Regions from separate parts of the Mus musculus genome. Here region 2 is linked to region 1. Evidence: chromatin loops called from intact Hi-C (ENCODE). Cell type or tissue: left cerebral cortex. All regions are shown on one strand.

Region 1 (8,000 bases):
ATCCCAGCCCCCATCTCACTCCAGGCCCCTTGATATATGCATACACACGCTCCGGGCAGCAATTCCATGCTAAACATTGACACTTGCCACCCCCAGCTTGCAGAGGAACAGACTTAATGTAGAAAGCCTGCCAAAGTGTGGCTGGCTTCCAATACCAAAAATACCTCCTCCTATGATCCAAGGGGCTACCGAACTGGCATCTGTGTGTGGGGTTGAGGCTGCTGTTATGACAGAGAGAACTCCCATAGGGATGGGCTAGCTGCCCATTTGGGACCATCCTCCCCCAGCATACAGGCTTGCTTGCTGGTCTCTTCCTAGAAGATAACCTCCTGTTCTCTCTTACTTTTCTCATCATCTTATCTATGTCAGTCATGTGGTGACAGGGAAAGAAAAGGCCTGGGGACAGGAACAGCAATGTAGCTACTCATGACTGTGTCAGGGTAAGGCTTAGAGATCACTGTGTGGCACAGTGGGTATGAATTCCTTGGAACTTGCAACAATTTCCAAAGATTAGAAAAACCTTTATTTGATGGGTATTTATTAAATACTTGTCACTTGCCTAAAAGTGTGTTGGACTATAGATGTCACTCGTGAGCACCTCCCACTCCCCCCCAAGCTTGGCAAGTCCCCCAAGGGCTAAGATTTCACATCAACTGGGCAGGATGAGAAGGAAATACCAGGGGCCAGATAGATAAAGAGAACTTGAATCCCCAGAAAGCCAGCAGAGCATGGGGGTATGGAGTCTGTTGGCTATTTATACAGAAAAATAGAATGCCACTCAGCCACTTAAGAATGGAAGCCTCCCATTTGTGGCAGTCCATGTACTCAGAGCATTTTATGTCAACTGAGTGAAGTCAGGCACAGAAAAACGTGTGCAAAGGCCTCACAGAAGTAGAAAGTCCTAAAGTGGCTGCCAGAACCTAGAGGGTGATGGAGGAGTTGGCTAAGTCACAGTTATAGCTGGATAGGAGAGTCTATAGCATGGTACGGCTACTACAGTTAACAATAATTTATTATGTGTTGCAAAATAAATAATAACTGTTTGAGGTGACAATATGTTAATTACTCTAATCTGATCATGACATGTTACATATAGTGAAATGTCACATTACACCCTATAAATATGTACAATTATTATGTATCAACTAAAATTGTAAGTGTTCTAAAGAGATAATTATGTACTATATACAGTTCTACTGAAGGAAGAAATATAATAAAGTTGCTCTTATTACTTTGTGGTCAAATGAATGATGGTCTAGATAGGTTAGCTCAGCACCTTTAAAGGCTTGAGGCTATGGACATTACTGTCACCTGTAAAACTCAGGAGCCAACAGTGATGATCTTAATTCTTTTTTATTGAATTTTACATATATTATATTCTGATCACAGTTTCCCCTTCTGCAACTCCCACCAAATTCTTTACAACTCCCTACCCACCCAACTTCATATCCTTTCTTTCTCTCTCTTTAGAAAACAAAAAAGGGCAAAAAGAAAAAAATTAAAACAAAACAAAAAAATAAGGCACACAACAAACAAAACCCATTAAGAAACCAGAAGCCATGTTATACAAGCAAAAGGTCAGTAAGACAAACAAAAAACTTTAAAAGACAACAACAACAAAAACAAAAGAACAAAAACAAAGCAAAATGAGACACATTTACAAAAATACTATTGAGGTCCTTTTGTGTTGGCCATCTCCTGCTGGACATGGGAACTACCCTTAAATATGGTTAATATACCCAATGAGGCTTCACTGGAGAAAACAAATTTTTCCTTTGCAGTAGTAATAATATTTTTAATAAATCCCGGTGTGGGATTACTACCCGCCTCAATGGTTTATGTTCCCGAATGAAAAACACAAACACAGTCATTATATTTTAATATGCCTTAAGCAGCACAATAGCTGGCCACCGCCTAGCCTCCATGTTGCTAAATCTACCTCCCACTGATAATTCTGAGTTACTACTTACTAATTTCTATGTTCTATCTTGGCTCTAGACCCAATTGAGCAACCCTCTGGGCTGCATTCTCTTGGTCTCTTTACAAGGCAGCTCTGCTCTCTTCCCTCCTTCTCCTCCTCCTCCTCCTCCTCCTCCTCCTCCTCCTCCTCCTCCTCCTCAAGGTCCCAAGCACAAAACCCCACCTCTTTCTCTTCTCACCAGCTATTGGCTGCTTTCATTTTTATTTACCAATCAGAATTAATTGGGAGCATTTGTTGCAGAAGGTACTGCAGACCCTCTCATGCAAGCAGTTTGGGGGGACACAATTAGCATTAGAATACCAACAGCTCTAATTTGCAAGTGAATGATAATTGGAGATAGCTTCTTTGTTGGGTGTGGAAGTTTCTGTCTACTTCCCCTTCTTAGGACAGGGACCCCATCTGGACTGAACATGTGCAGGCCCTATGCATGCTACCAGTCTCTGTGAGTTAATACGTGCTTTGGTATAACAGAATGTCAGTAGAAATAATTTTGTTACTATGCTCCTTGAGCAGAACAATAGTGTTTGGTTTTCATCTAGGCCCATCATGGCCTATCCTGTCTCATGTTCTTGGCCACCAGAGCAGTGCCATGCATGGGTTCTATTGATTATCTTAACTTTTTTTTTTTTTTGAGATTTATTTTATTTATATGAGTACACTGTAGCTGTTTCCATATACACCAGAAGAGGGCATCAGATCCCTTTACAGATGGTTGTGAGCCACCATGTGGTTGCTGGGAATTAAACTCAGGACATTTGGAAGAATAGTCAGTGCTCTTAACCACTGAACCATCTCTCCAGCTCACAATTATCTTAATTCTTAAAGTGTAACTATGTGCTTATCTAATGTTGTGTAACAGTCTTCTCCCAAACAAAAACATTCCATCCTGTAGGACCCTCCTTATGCAGGAAGGTAAATAACTCAAAATAGCTTCAGGAAGTCCCTGAAACTGACTAGATCCACTAGGTGTCTGTCTGCCAGAGTAAGCAATAAAAGCCGAGAGAGCCTGCTTCAGATGGGAGGAAACTGAGCTGCAAAGAGTCAAACCAGCTGAGTGCTGAAGAGGTTTAGGCCAGAGTGATTGGAAAGGACACTTCCAACCTGCTGGGCTGCTGCAGGCTGTGCACTGTGTTCCAGGCTTTCCCAGCTGGCATCTGTGCTGGAGCAGACCTTGGTGATGCAGCTGCTTTGAGTAATTTCTGCCTGTAGGTCACCTCTCTCTCATACTTCTGTCAGCAACCCCAACAAAACTCATTGGTTCACCAAGTTGGACTTTGGTAGTGTCTGTGCTTTGGATTGTCAAGAGATCCCTAGCTGGAGTGAGTAGATGTGTGTTGCATCTACCTATGAAAAGTTTTGTCACACAACAACTAATAAGATTCATATCAACAGCTTTCCATTTTAAGGATACTATCAATTCTTCAAATACCTCCACATCTGGTTTTAACCTACCAGGTTCCTGGAGATTTCAAGTTAGAATCTCATCTTAGAAATGGGAAAGTTGGGGTCACCTAGGAAAGACAAGGGTGCTGCTTCCAGGTACCTCATAGATTAGGCTTCTGAAGTCACATCCTTAACTGGCTCCATTTTCAGATGATGCTCAGTGGCAATGTGGGAGTAGGGTGGCATCATGTCACCCAGCCTGCAGTGTGATCTGTCTGTAGGTGTTCTTTCTCCCACACTCTCCCTCTCTCTTCCTTTATTCATGACAGGCAGGGCAAGTGTGGGGAGAAAAGAACAGGATGGGTATATGTGGAGGAGTCACTTTCATTTAATGTACCCCCCATTCTTCATTTAAGGGTTTATTTCTAGATCACAGGGGTGGGGATGTGTAACTGAAATTATTTAAATTGTATTGTAATCATCTCAAAAATGAGATTAAATTGAGGCACTGAGAAGAGGCAAGAGATAAGACACAACACACACATAGTCATACAGCACTTGATTTAGAATTAAAGGCCCTATATTCAACAGAGAGCTTTATCACTTACCTTGCTCTACTAAGGATGGTCTCAGGGGAAGCTGGCTAGACTGTTGTTCCTCTCATTAAAAACATGGCAAAAGTGTAACAGAATCTGATAGCACCTTCCCTTTATCTTCCTTAACAAATTGTGCCTTCAATCCAGCGTACTCAGAAATAAAGAATAACGATCATTTGTGTAAAGAGGGAAGACACACTCACATGCAGACATAAACAATAATAGAGGAAGAATAAATGTGAGAATCACTGGGCATTTTATCAAAAATAAATGTTACATAAATTCAAAGGACAAGATAGGTGTGCATCACAGAATTCAGATTCTTTGTGGCTCCAAAGGACAAAATTGGCAACAGCTAGTGAAACTTACCGGAAACAAATTTTAGGCAATTAATGAATTGATTAATTTAAGAGTTTTTAAATGAGGTAACCATGTTTTGTTTTTAAGAATAGCTAATTGGACCAGGTATCCAGTGTGGTGGCATATATTTTTGAGTCTAGCACTTGGGAGGCAGAGGCAAGCACATTTTTGTGAGGTCTTAGCCACTATGGTTTGTAGTAAGGAGTTCCAGGACAGCCAGAGATACATAGTGAAGAAAACCAAACCAACCAAACTACCAAACAGCCAACTCTACATCCCAAAATCCCGTGTCTCTAATATAGTTGATGAAAGTGATCTTCTCTTCTCTTCTCTTCTCTTCTCTTCTCTTCTCTTCTCTTCTCTTCTCTTCTCTTCTCTTCTCTTCTCCTCCTCCTCCTCTTTCTTCTTCTTCTTCTTCTTCTTCCTCTCTCTCTCTCTCTCTCTCTCTCTCTCTCTCTCTCTCTCTCTCTCCTACTGAGAATTCAGTCAACTGTTTTTATATGCTTTCAGAAGCATCCCACATCCCTCTTTCTTTTTATACCGGTGAAGAGTATGGCCACAAGAGGGCAGTAGGGGACATTTGTCAGACACTTTGATGTGTTGAGTAAACTCGGTGTGTTCAATCTCCATCGGGGAATTCGAAGACCCTGAGACCTTGCAGGGGTATAGCTTGCACAGGCCCTCGCGGGAAAGCCGTAGCCGCAGTTGCAGATTCACAGACTACGAACCAAGGAATCAAGACCCGTGAGCGCGGAAGCAACCAGGACTGAAAAATCCTCTTTTCTGGGGATATTAAAGTTGTCTTAATCTTCTAGCCATTACCCTCTGCCTCCAGTACGAGGCGGGCTCGCGGGTCTGGATAATGCAAACGCTCCTGGTACTATGGTTTCCACAGCACCCACCCGAGTCAGCCCCTACCTCCTTTTCCAATGGAACAGGAAACCGGAGATGCAAAGCCAGACTCCTCTTTAAAATGTAGAAATAATTATCAACAACTTCAAACCTCTTTTGACAGCTCGTTGGCTTTCTAGAATTTGTAGGGTAGAGAAATTTGCTGTTCCGAAATCCGACACCCCATCTCAAGCCCATCAGTAATATATGTCCCTCCACACTCACCCCTAGCTCACAGGTGAAGAGAAAGGAGGGGAGGCTTTGCTTGGTGACAGGTGACGCCACGCGAGGGGATGGGGTGCTCTCATCACTCTGATCCCCTCCCGAAGCCTAGCCAGCTGGCTTACCAGGCCCCAAGACATGAGTCCCTAGACCCTGGTACAACCTTTCTGGGCCCTTGACTACTGACAGTGTCTGGTGGTCCAAACTGAGCGAGCAGAACGCCTGCAGAGCCGTAGCTCTGCCGGGTTCTTGGGTGGACCAGCTAGGGTATTCGGTCTGCGCGGGCGGGGCGCGTGGGCGGGGAGGGGGTTAACGCGGCCTCTATGATAATGAGCTGAGCGGTAATATAGGAGGCCGGCTGAGGGCGCCGCCACCGGAGCTGAGCTGAGCCGCGCTGCGCGCAGCACTGTCCGCGCAGAGCCGAGTGGGGGCGGCTGGAGCAGCTGCTGGGATCCTTCAGCTGAAGACGAGCGATCAGATCTGGTGGACCCGTGAGCCGTGGAGCCGCGGGGAGCTTATGGGCCCGGTCGCAGACAGAGCTGGCAGCGGTTCCTGGAGGAAATAGGGCCGAGCAAGCCAGGAGCAGAAGGGAAGGAAGCGCGGGATCGCTGATGTCAGAGCAGCCCGGAAAGTCGTGCTGGAGAAAACTGAAGACACCCGGCTTTGAGCCGCCCCGGAGGGACCCTGCGGGACCCCACGCCCCTTCACAACCGGGTCCCTGCGCACAAGCGACTGGGACGAAGACGCGAGGAACCATTCGGGGGCCACCCCAGGAATACAGGCAAGCGGCCGGCGCGGGCCGAGGATTTTAATGATCCTGGGTTACATGTGGAACTGGCTGCCAGTGTGACTCCCGTCAGGCAGGACTGGGCGCACGCTGCCCTGGGCAACCGCCAGTTGAGCGGACGAAGAGGGGACGCAGGGACAGACAGACACTGCCGAGCTGGGTAAGCAGCGCCCTCCGCCCTTTCCCCGAGCGCGCTCCCGCGGCGGTTCCTCCGGCGCAGCCTCCTCAGGTCCCCTTGGGGTCCCGGCCCCGGCCCCGGCTTGGTTGTGGCGGCGAGTATACGCGCGTGATCCGCCACTTTCGCAGCTGCAGTCTCCTGTCCAGGCTTCCGGGCCATAGACTCCAGCGGCTCTGGTGGTTCCGGCGCTCCGTGGCGCGCTTATAGCGCGCACCTGCCGGCTGTCTGCAGCTCTGGGGAGCGCCTGAGCGACGAGGTCGTCCCAGGGTTGGAGCCCAGAGAGGGCCTCCGTGGCACTAGCAAGATAGCCTGGAGCGACTATGGCCGGAGGCCGGTTGGGGGGCGTTCACCAGGCAGTGTAGTCCCGGGTGGCCGCTGGCTGTTCCAGTGGTTCAGTAGACTGGGAATCACCGGGAAGGAGAAGGCATCCTTTGCGTGCGTTCCGGGAATCTGTGAGAACGGTTTGGAAGCACTGTAGTTAAGTGTTCCTGTCCCCATCCCCCATGGCATAGTGCCCAGCTGGGGCCAGCCCCCTTGGTTTGAGCAACAGTGGTGCTGGTTGAAGTGGGAGTTTGTCCAGAGTCCAAGAGGCTCCTTAAAGCTCATTTCCCTCCATGTACTCTTTTTTGCCCTACCTCACGAAGTGATAGGATCTTAGAAAATTCCAGTTTCTTTTACTCATAGGTAGTCTTCGTAAATGTTCATCTTGAGCTGTATGTCAAAAGCTGAAAATGTCATTCCTAGGGCCCTCAAAAATGCCCACCTGTTTAACATGACCCTTGCCCTAGGAAGGGCTATCTCTTCAAATAGCTCAAGTAGAGATAAGAGGGAGAAAAAGCTGGGGGGAGGGAGGGGGTGCAACTTGGGAGAACAGGTCAGTCCCTACCATCTGGAAAGGAGAGTAGTTGTTGAGGGCAAGAATGTTCAGTGAAGATCCAAGATCACAGACAGATTAACTCTCTAGCCACTCATATGCACAACAGACAGAGGTGGATGGCTTTGGGGAGTGAGGCTACCAGATGTCTCTGAAGGCCATCTGTGGGGGATTAGACATTTTGAGACACAGCCATCCTTGCAGTGGACCAGGTCTGTACAGTTGAGTATCTGGGCTAGAACACAGACAATACTGAGATGGCTGCTTTCAACAGACCTGGAGTCAGGTTCAGCTCTCTGCAATTCCACACAATAGCAGGCCTGTCATACTCAGTCTCTTTCCAGATCTTGAAACTTCATTCTTCGCTCTGGGCTGACTATGAATGTTGGGGCTTTCCAGTAAGAACCCGTGCTCCTAGAGGAGCTTAACCCTGGCTGGAGGAATTCAGCTGTTCCTAATTGAAATGCACAACTTTCTGTGTAATCACCCTGGAAAACTCCTACAGTTGCAAGCAGCCCTCCATCCGCTGACCTCCAGGCAGGAAGATAGAAGAATTCATTAACTTCTCTTCTCCCCACAGAGCATCATTGGAAGTAATTACCTGTGATCTCTGCTGGGTGGCCTAGGGGTGGAAAATTGAGAGAGGGCAGGGAACCAAGGAAACAGAGTGGAATCTTGCCCCGTACCCCAGGAGGTTGCTTTTTTGTTTGTCTTCTACCTGACATCAC
Region 2 (8,000 bases), 200 kb after region 1:
ACTCATAACCAGAAGCCCCTGACCAACTGGGCATCTGCGTTTGCCTCAGTAGAAATGACCATCATCTCTGTCTGTCATGAAACCATGGATGTGAAAGTGTATTACTTCTGAGAAGGCACCTGTTCGTCCCTCTGTCTCCTGATACCTAATGCCATAGATGGCCAGCCTTCCTGAGTATAGCTTCCAAGCAGAGGCCAAGGCTCCATCCTTGGGCCCAGAGGCAAGCTCTGTTGTAGCAGGACAAGAAATTCAACTGGTAAGCCCTCAGGGAATTTAGTCCTCCTGCCTTGGGATGACCCCTAGCAGCCAACTCCAACAGCTTTGCAATTAGCATCTGTTTCTAGGGAGGAGGACAAGAGGATGACAAAGGGTGGGCATGAGGGAATGGTGAACATATGTCCCCTAAGAAGGCATAAATCTGTTTTTTAAGGGGTCAGGAATGCCAGACTGGAAAATGGGGCTGGGAAATGGAGCTAACTATCCCAACAGAGACTGGCCCTGGGTTACTTCCTTCACAATTAACTCAGGCCTCAGCTGATTTTTCCAGTTGATTCCAGTATCTGAGATTCTGCTCACCAGATCTGACTGCCTGCACAGGGCAAAGAAGAAAAGCCAAGAAGGCGGCTTCCATGGAATGTATATATCTTCAGATAGCTGTCTCACATATAGCTGAAGCTGTCTGGGCTGTTCAGCTTGTTTCTTGCCTGAATGCAACTGACAAGTGGAGAGAGAAAAGCATTCAGCAAAATACTCAGGAAACTTGCTGATTTTATGATGATTCACAACCAGCCATGCCAAGGCCACTTTTCTTCTGATAATCTACTCATGTTAAAGTTTTCGGGGCCATATTAATATCCTGGAAAAAAAAAAAAACTAATGACTGGCCTTTCACACCAAGCCAAAGTGTTTGCTCCTCATATCACCCAAAGCTTATCATCTTAGAACTTAGAATTTTGAAAATGAAAGAAATGATATAGTCAAAACAAGAATAGGAACAGAAGACAGGATAACTCTGGCTCGCCTTTTTTTCCATCTCAGCACCGTTAAAGACTTTCTGAGCAGCTGCTACTGCTCAGGCTGATGTCGAGAGTGCTGTTCATCAAGAAGTAAAAAAAAAAGAAAATGTTTTACATCCCTTTCAACAGTATCTTACCCACACCCTTTTCAGTGTGCCTACCTGGTATATCCCAGCAGCCACTTATGGTACCCGTTCACTGCCTCTGGCATGCTTCACTGAAGATGTTTGGAGAGTATGGAGAGAATGATGGGAAGAGAGCAAATCAAAGAATGTAGATGAAGGGAGAAGGGCCAACCTGAAAGATAGTCTAGACACTTTGCTAAGGATTCCATGAGTTGGACAACTTGGGCTGAAAAAGAAGAGTGGCCAAGGGGCACAATTATAGAAAAACTAAGGAGGAAAATTCAGCTAGAGAGAGGCCATGCCATGCCAGGAGGGTGAGTTATTGTAGAGTCTTGCTCTCATTTTAGCTTTCTACCTATCATTCCACCAGTTCTTTGCTTTAGTTTACTAGTCACTGATAGTCTACTCCCTGGTGGAGAGGAGAGAAAGTTGATTGGTCACTGTTCTTGCTGTTATCCAACTTGAAGATATTTTGGCCTTTTGTTTAAAAAGAAAAAAAAAGTTAAAGCTACCACCCTTCCCCTCAAAAAGCCATTTATCTTTGGGGAGGCATGAATTCTCTCTTAAACCTACCTAGCTTTACTTTATTTCATTGATCTACACAAAAGGCAATTCTCTAGGAAAGGAATAGGACTGCAGAGGGTTTGGCAAGACAGAGTTCTAGAGGACTGTATTAAGATTTATCCCTCAACTGAACAACACCTCTTGCCTTCTGTGTGGATCAGGCACTTCTGTGTCTGATGTTCTACCTCTTTCTGTGGTTTGAATCTCAAAATTACTTCTGATCCCTCTTTCTTTATAGAGTGCAGTCATTGAACTCATGGGCACACTGTGATCATACCGAAAGAGGGAACTGTGTCCTTCACTCATTCATTTGGAGAACAATCCTAAGTACTAATCGTCTGCCAAGTTCTTAAAGGTCCTACAGACCAGGGTGAATAAGACCTCAAAGGTCCTTCTTTCAGCAAATGCAGATTCTCCAAGCTGCTAGACCTACCACCAATATAGCAGCAGGATGGTTTTCCCACCCTCCCCAGCAGAAAACACTAGGTGCATAGAAAATGGGGTGTCATTAAGGAAGAAGGCTGACCCCCCCCCCCACACACACACTGCTACCACCTCTTTAGTCAGCACAACCTTGCTGCTTATGCTCCTGACCTTCCTTCAGTTCTACCAGGATGAAAATAGAAATTAGCAGTTAAGGCCCCTGGGCCTGCTGCACATGAGATAAAAGCAGAGGAGGCTGCTAGCAGTCCTGATACAACAAGCAGAGACTGCTGGAAGCCTCTAGCTATCCAGTTCTCAGACACTGCACAACTGCCAAATCTGTAATCTCACCTGCTGCCTGGCAATACTAAGCTGGCAGTTACTCAAAAAGGACCCTTTCCAACCACATTGTGTCACAGCTAAGAGCCCTGAATCCTCGACAAAGACAGTGAAGAATTGAGATACAGAGGGCCAGGAGGGTGAGGAAATGCAAAGTGGCTTCAGGGACCTAGGGCATGGGGCAGATCTTATGGTGGGAAGAAGGCTGGAAGAGGTGGTCAGGTCCTCCTGATGCCTTGTCTTAGGAATGTGCTCATAGAATAGTGGCATCTGTTTCATACTCCATATCTCTTTTCCTTCTATCTTTTCTACTCATTCCCTAGAGTGAAGATTTAGTATCTAAGGCCCAGTGACACTTATAATAAAAAGTAAAATTCTCTTGGTACTTTCTAGCTAGTCTAGGGAATGTTACAAGAGACAAGCAAGGCCAATGCCTGTCAGACAGGCCTCAACACAATAAACAAAATAGAGAGTCTCCTGCCTTGCACAGGCTCACAACTCACTCTCCTCTCCCATACCATCTCCCCAGACTGAGCTGCCTCCTCCCTGCCTCTGTCCCTAGGAACACAGAGAAGGCAGTAAGAAGCTTCTTTGAGACTCAGTCAAGGTCATCATTTTGACACGCTTGGTCTCCATTTTGACATCCACGCATAAAGAAGTGTGGTCCCCACCAAACAGGACCAAAGTTCCTGAATGTATGGGAGAGAAAGGGACAAGCTCTTTATGCAGGCACATGAAGGCCTTGAGCCAAGCTGCCTCTCCTCATCCTCTCCTACTCAGACCTTTCCCCATGACACACTGGAATCTGTATTATATCTATTTTTAAGAAAGTACAATGCTGGTTGTCTGGTTTTGTTGTTTTTACAGGTGTTATGAAATAATAAGAAAATGAAGTATTTAAAATGTTCCAATAAAGCGGGGTTTTGTTATCTAATATATTATCATGTACCTATTGTAAATATGAAACTCCTATTTTGCAAGCCAAGGACACAATTTGTACTGTTGTTATATATAAATAAAGATTACTGGATTAAAAAAAAATCTTAAATCTTCATATAAGCACAGTTATTTGGCCACATGGGTATAGAATAATTTTGGGGTCTATACAAGAAGCAGATAGTCAGAAAGAGCAACTGAGTTGCTGTGAATGAATCTGAGAAAACTGTGGAGCCAGAGCTTATTCATGTCTAGCCATCTTCATCACACACGTGCATACACTGCCTGCTCCAGGCATGTCAGTGGATGAACACTGCCCTCTAGCCCCAGGACTTCAGAATACAGCTTGCCTCTGGGGAGGCTATAGGCTCCTTTCCAGAGTGAGTTCTTAGACTAGTGTCACCTCTCTCCCCAGGACCAGCCCTTCCAAAAACAACACTCACTCATGGATTAAGTGCTAGGATGAAATGTGAATGAGAGAAGCCTGGCCCTTGCTCCTACTGCTTAGGATGATTCTGAGGGAGACTTTCCGTTAAGCATTGAGATAGATAGTGGTGTTCATATTTGCTTCAGAAATTAAAAGTGAATAAAGTGAAAGATGCCAGATGGTGAGTACTTTTAGATCCAGCCCAGGGGAGGAATATGAAGACAGCCCCTGATTGGGGAGTTGTGAACAGAAAAAAAAAATGGATCTTAGAAGCAGGAGAACTTCCACTGTTCTGTAATGAGCCTGAAGAGAAGAAATCTTCAAACTCCCTCTAAACTGAGGGTGATATGACCCTCCCTTTACCCTTATTTTCCTGTTTTTATCCTGCAGTTCGGTGATGTGTGACATTTTCACTCTCTTACTGGTGAGATACATTAGATGAGAATGACTCAAGAACCTGTCCCAGCCAAGTGTACTCAGGAGTTTCTCATCCTTTTCTATTAGAAAACAGGACCAGAAGGACTTTCTGAGAAGCAGGGTATCCCTGACTTTGAACATCCAACACACATAAAGAACCCTAGTACTCATTAAACAGAATTTTGGAAACGAGAGCATTTTAGTATATAGATATTCATATATATATATATATATATATATATATATATATATACATACACACACACACACACACACACACACACATATATATATATATATATATATATATATATATATATATATATATATACACACGCATACATACATACAGCCAGGGAGTACTGGGATTTTAGGTATATACCACCTCAACAGGCTCAAAGAAATAATTCTTGAGATTTTCTACCCAGTACTCAGCAACTGGTAGTGCTTTTTATGTATTTGTATTCCTGTGCATTCATCTCTCACTCCCCCTCTCCTCCCCTGAAATGAAAGGACAGTACAGTGCCGAGGCCTGAGTGGAAACAGTGTGCACTGTGTTCAATACCATAGCTTGTCTGAAGGGCATATCCCCATTTTGTCATCCTCTGCTGTCCACCATGTCTATGAAGGTGTGACACACAATACAGTAGCCCTGGTGAGCTAACACCGGCTTCTGTTACTGCCTGCTCATGGACTGACCTTGCACCTAAACCCAGGTCTCAATGGCTAGAACTCATTTTCAGCTGTAGTTATAGTTTTTTTCAGAGTGATTTTAATGTGTCCAAAGCTAGTGGAGTTCCGTGAAGTCAGTTTGTCCAGTTGCCCTTAAAGGGCCTATTTCAGGACAGTTTCTCGTTCAAGGATGTCAGGCATAAAGGCAGGTTCTGTAAAAAGACTTCCTACTCATAAATTTAAATCATTCATAGTCAGCATTAAAATGGTGTTTACAATGAAGATAATTGAAGGCTCAGCAAGAAATAACAATCCTAAAACATTTAATATTACTTAGTATTTAACACTTCACAGCTGCAAAACTCTAGCCTCAGTACCCCAAGATGACACAGTTCCTTCTCATCTGTGTCAAAAGCATCCTGAAAAAAAGACAAAGTAAACCAAAACAAAAACTAAAGTCAGGTCAGAGCTGGTGTGCCTCAATCCCTAGCATGGGCTCTGTCTTCTTCAAAGAAAGATTCTAAGAACAGCCATTTGTACTATTCTATTTCCCATATCACCTAAACCCAGGTCTCTTAAAGCAAATTGTCTTACAATATTTACAGCTTTGTGAGTATTTCAGAAGACAGATAAAACCACAAACAACTGCAGGATCAAACTCTCCAGGAGGAAAGGGCAATTTCTAGGCTGAATTCTTTTCCTGGAGCTAGTTCCTTCAAGTGTCCAGTTTAATGACTACATAAATTATATCTGTCATTTTCTGAGTACTTCACTTACTTTTCAAGTTTGTAAATCTGTGCACCAACAATTCTAGATCTCTAGAAGATCTAAGAGAGAATAGCTATCTCAAAGCTATTAAAATGCATCATGGATTTTAAATGTAATGAAAAGCTTGCCTAAAATTGCCTCCATTCTTTTAATAGATTTGGTAATTTTTTAAGACTGTAATATTATTTTTTAAAACACTGGAACCTGTAAGATAATTCATCAAGTTAAAAAACAAAACAAAACAACCAAAAAAAAAAAAAAACCAAAAACCAAACCAAACCACTTGCCACACAAGCCTCTTTTTTCTGATCTTCGTGTGTGACTTGGCACACATGTGTTTATATACACATGTCATATACATACATACCAACAAAACAAAAATAAATAATAATAATTTTTTTAGAGTAAGACATAGCTTTTTATTGGTCTAACCTGGTCTAATCCACATGCCTAGTGACAGACTTGGCCAGTTTTCTCCATCTGTCTCCAGTCTTCCCTTTGTTGAGAGCTCCTGGTTTGACCCAGGAAAGAAGATTATCATGGGCAAGGATGGCAGACATTCAGTTGGGACCTGAAGGGGTTCAGTGTGATAGAGATATGTGGCTGCTGGGCAGAGGGAGGATAGTGCCCTGCACAGCTCCTGCTTGGACAGAATGGGAGGGGTCAGAAGGGAAGAACTTTCCCAGCAGCTCCCACTGTACCCTTCTTGCCATCAGCATCTCTCCCTCAGCTTCCTTAACGTTTCACTCCAGTTAGACCTTTTTCTGCTCCATATCTTTAATTTTTTTCTGCTATTTTCTGTTTGTCTAACAGTTGGTTGTTAATTACTTCCTTGGACTGTAGAATAAACATTCTTCCTACACCTTCATACGTTAGTCTCATCTACCAGTGTCATAATCTCCATGTCCATAAATTGTGCATGCTTTTTCTTTCTGTTTAGCTGTTCAATCTGTATGTCTGCAAGTTTCACCTTCTGTTGAGTATCAATAGCTTTGGCTTGAACCTCTGTGAAGGTCTTCTTCAACTCCAGATTCACAGAGGGTGCCATATTGGAGCACTCTATATGCCTGTACTAGAGGCTAACCAGAAAAGGTAATAATAATAATAATAATAATAATAATAATAATAATAATAAATTTTAAAGAAAATACTCCCCTCCCCATGAGAAAATTCTTCACTTTTGGTCTGCTCGTGCCCACTCAATACAGCTCCTAATATTTCTTTCAACTAAACTATGGATTGTCACCCTTATTGAATGCCATGTATAGTCCATTAAAATCTGAATGGGGAGGATTATGTTAATAAAGTTATATGAATATACAACAACTTCAAGTGGAGAAAAGGAACTGTAACCAGTTCGCAGTGATTACACAAGAAGAAAATTATGTGCACAATTTGTTTACCAAAATGACAGATTAGATTATAATCAGTAGTATTCAATAAATGTGGAATATTTTTTAAATTCTGGCTTTTTTGTGATCTCAGTCACAGTCTTGAACAGTAAGTAACCTACTCCATAGAATTCTTTATTATACAGTATGCTTTCCCCTCCCTTCTCCTGACCAGGCCTTTACTTCTGTTTTCTATCCTTACTGTATATGCAAGCATTCTTCAGCACACACTCAGCCATGGAACTCAGCAGGATGGACACTGTAAAGTAGCCAGGGAAAAGGAAGAGATGAAAGTGTGGTGTTTTGAATATGCTTGGCTCAGAGAGTGGCACTATTAGGAGGTGTGGTGTTGTTGGAGTAGGTGTGGCCTTATTGGCAGAAGTGTGTCATTGTAGGTGCAGGCTTTAAGACCCTCATCCTAGCTGCCTAAAAACCAGTCTTCTCTTGTTTGTTTTGGAACCAGATGTAGAACTTTCTGCTCCTCCATCCCCATGCCTGCCTGGACTCTGCCATGCTCCTGCCTTGATAACAATGGTCTGAATCTCTGAACCTATAAACCAGCCCAATTAAATATTGTCCTTTGTAAGAATTGCCTTGGTCATGGTATTTGTTCACAGAAGTAAAACCCTAACTGTTGCGGGAAATATTAAAAAGAACTAGGCACATTCCCATGTTTGTGCTGACAACTATCTGCCCCACGGCCTGGCTGGCAATGCACTAGCAGGCAATGGCCAACCATGTTTTTATCTCATGGAGACTCTGATTCAGTGCTCTGAAATCTCTCCACCCACTTGCTAAGTTCCCACTTGTGGGTCACTACCACACCAACCCCATGCTTCAAATTCCCCACAGCCTTTGTGGTGCACCTCAGGCAAACCTGCTTTGCCACCGTACCTTTCTCTCTTGAACACGAATGAAGTGC

The links. Peaks named below come from ENCODE experiments on the same cell type or tissue, not always from the same donor. Only the 100,000 strongest peaks of a DNase experiment are listed, where the experiment ranks them.
Region 2: it touches region 1 in a loop (7-fold over the local background); 27 of 42 quality-filtered maps call a loop at or near these places.

The regions. Positions count from the first base shown.
Region 1 is chr1:194,614,018-194,622,017 of GRCm38, forward strand. Plxna2 (plexin A2) reads left to right here and starts at 5,812. Exons shown (of 32, transcript NM_008882.2): 1 at 5,812-6,380. In left cerebral cortex, CTCF peaks have their summits at 2,663 (motif pointing right), 4,903 (motif pointing right), 5,119 and 5,807 (motif pointing right); DNase peaks (open chromatin) are centred at 137, 3,661, 4,899, 5,128 and 4 more places; H3K4me3 peaks cover 3,087 bases; H3K27ac peaks cover 3,327 bases.
Region 2 is chr1:194,813,355-194,821,354 of GRCm38, forward strand. Plxna2 (plexin A2) reads left to right here. Exons shown (of 32, transcript NM_008882.2): 32 at 1-3,515. Among named protein-coding and RNA genes, the nearest start is that of Mir3962, 4.6 kb to the right of the region's middle. In left cerebral cortex, a CTCF peak has its summit at 3,729; a DNase peak (open chromatin) is centred at 3,720.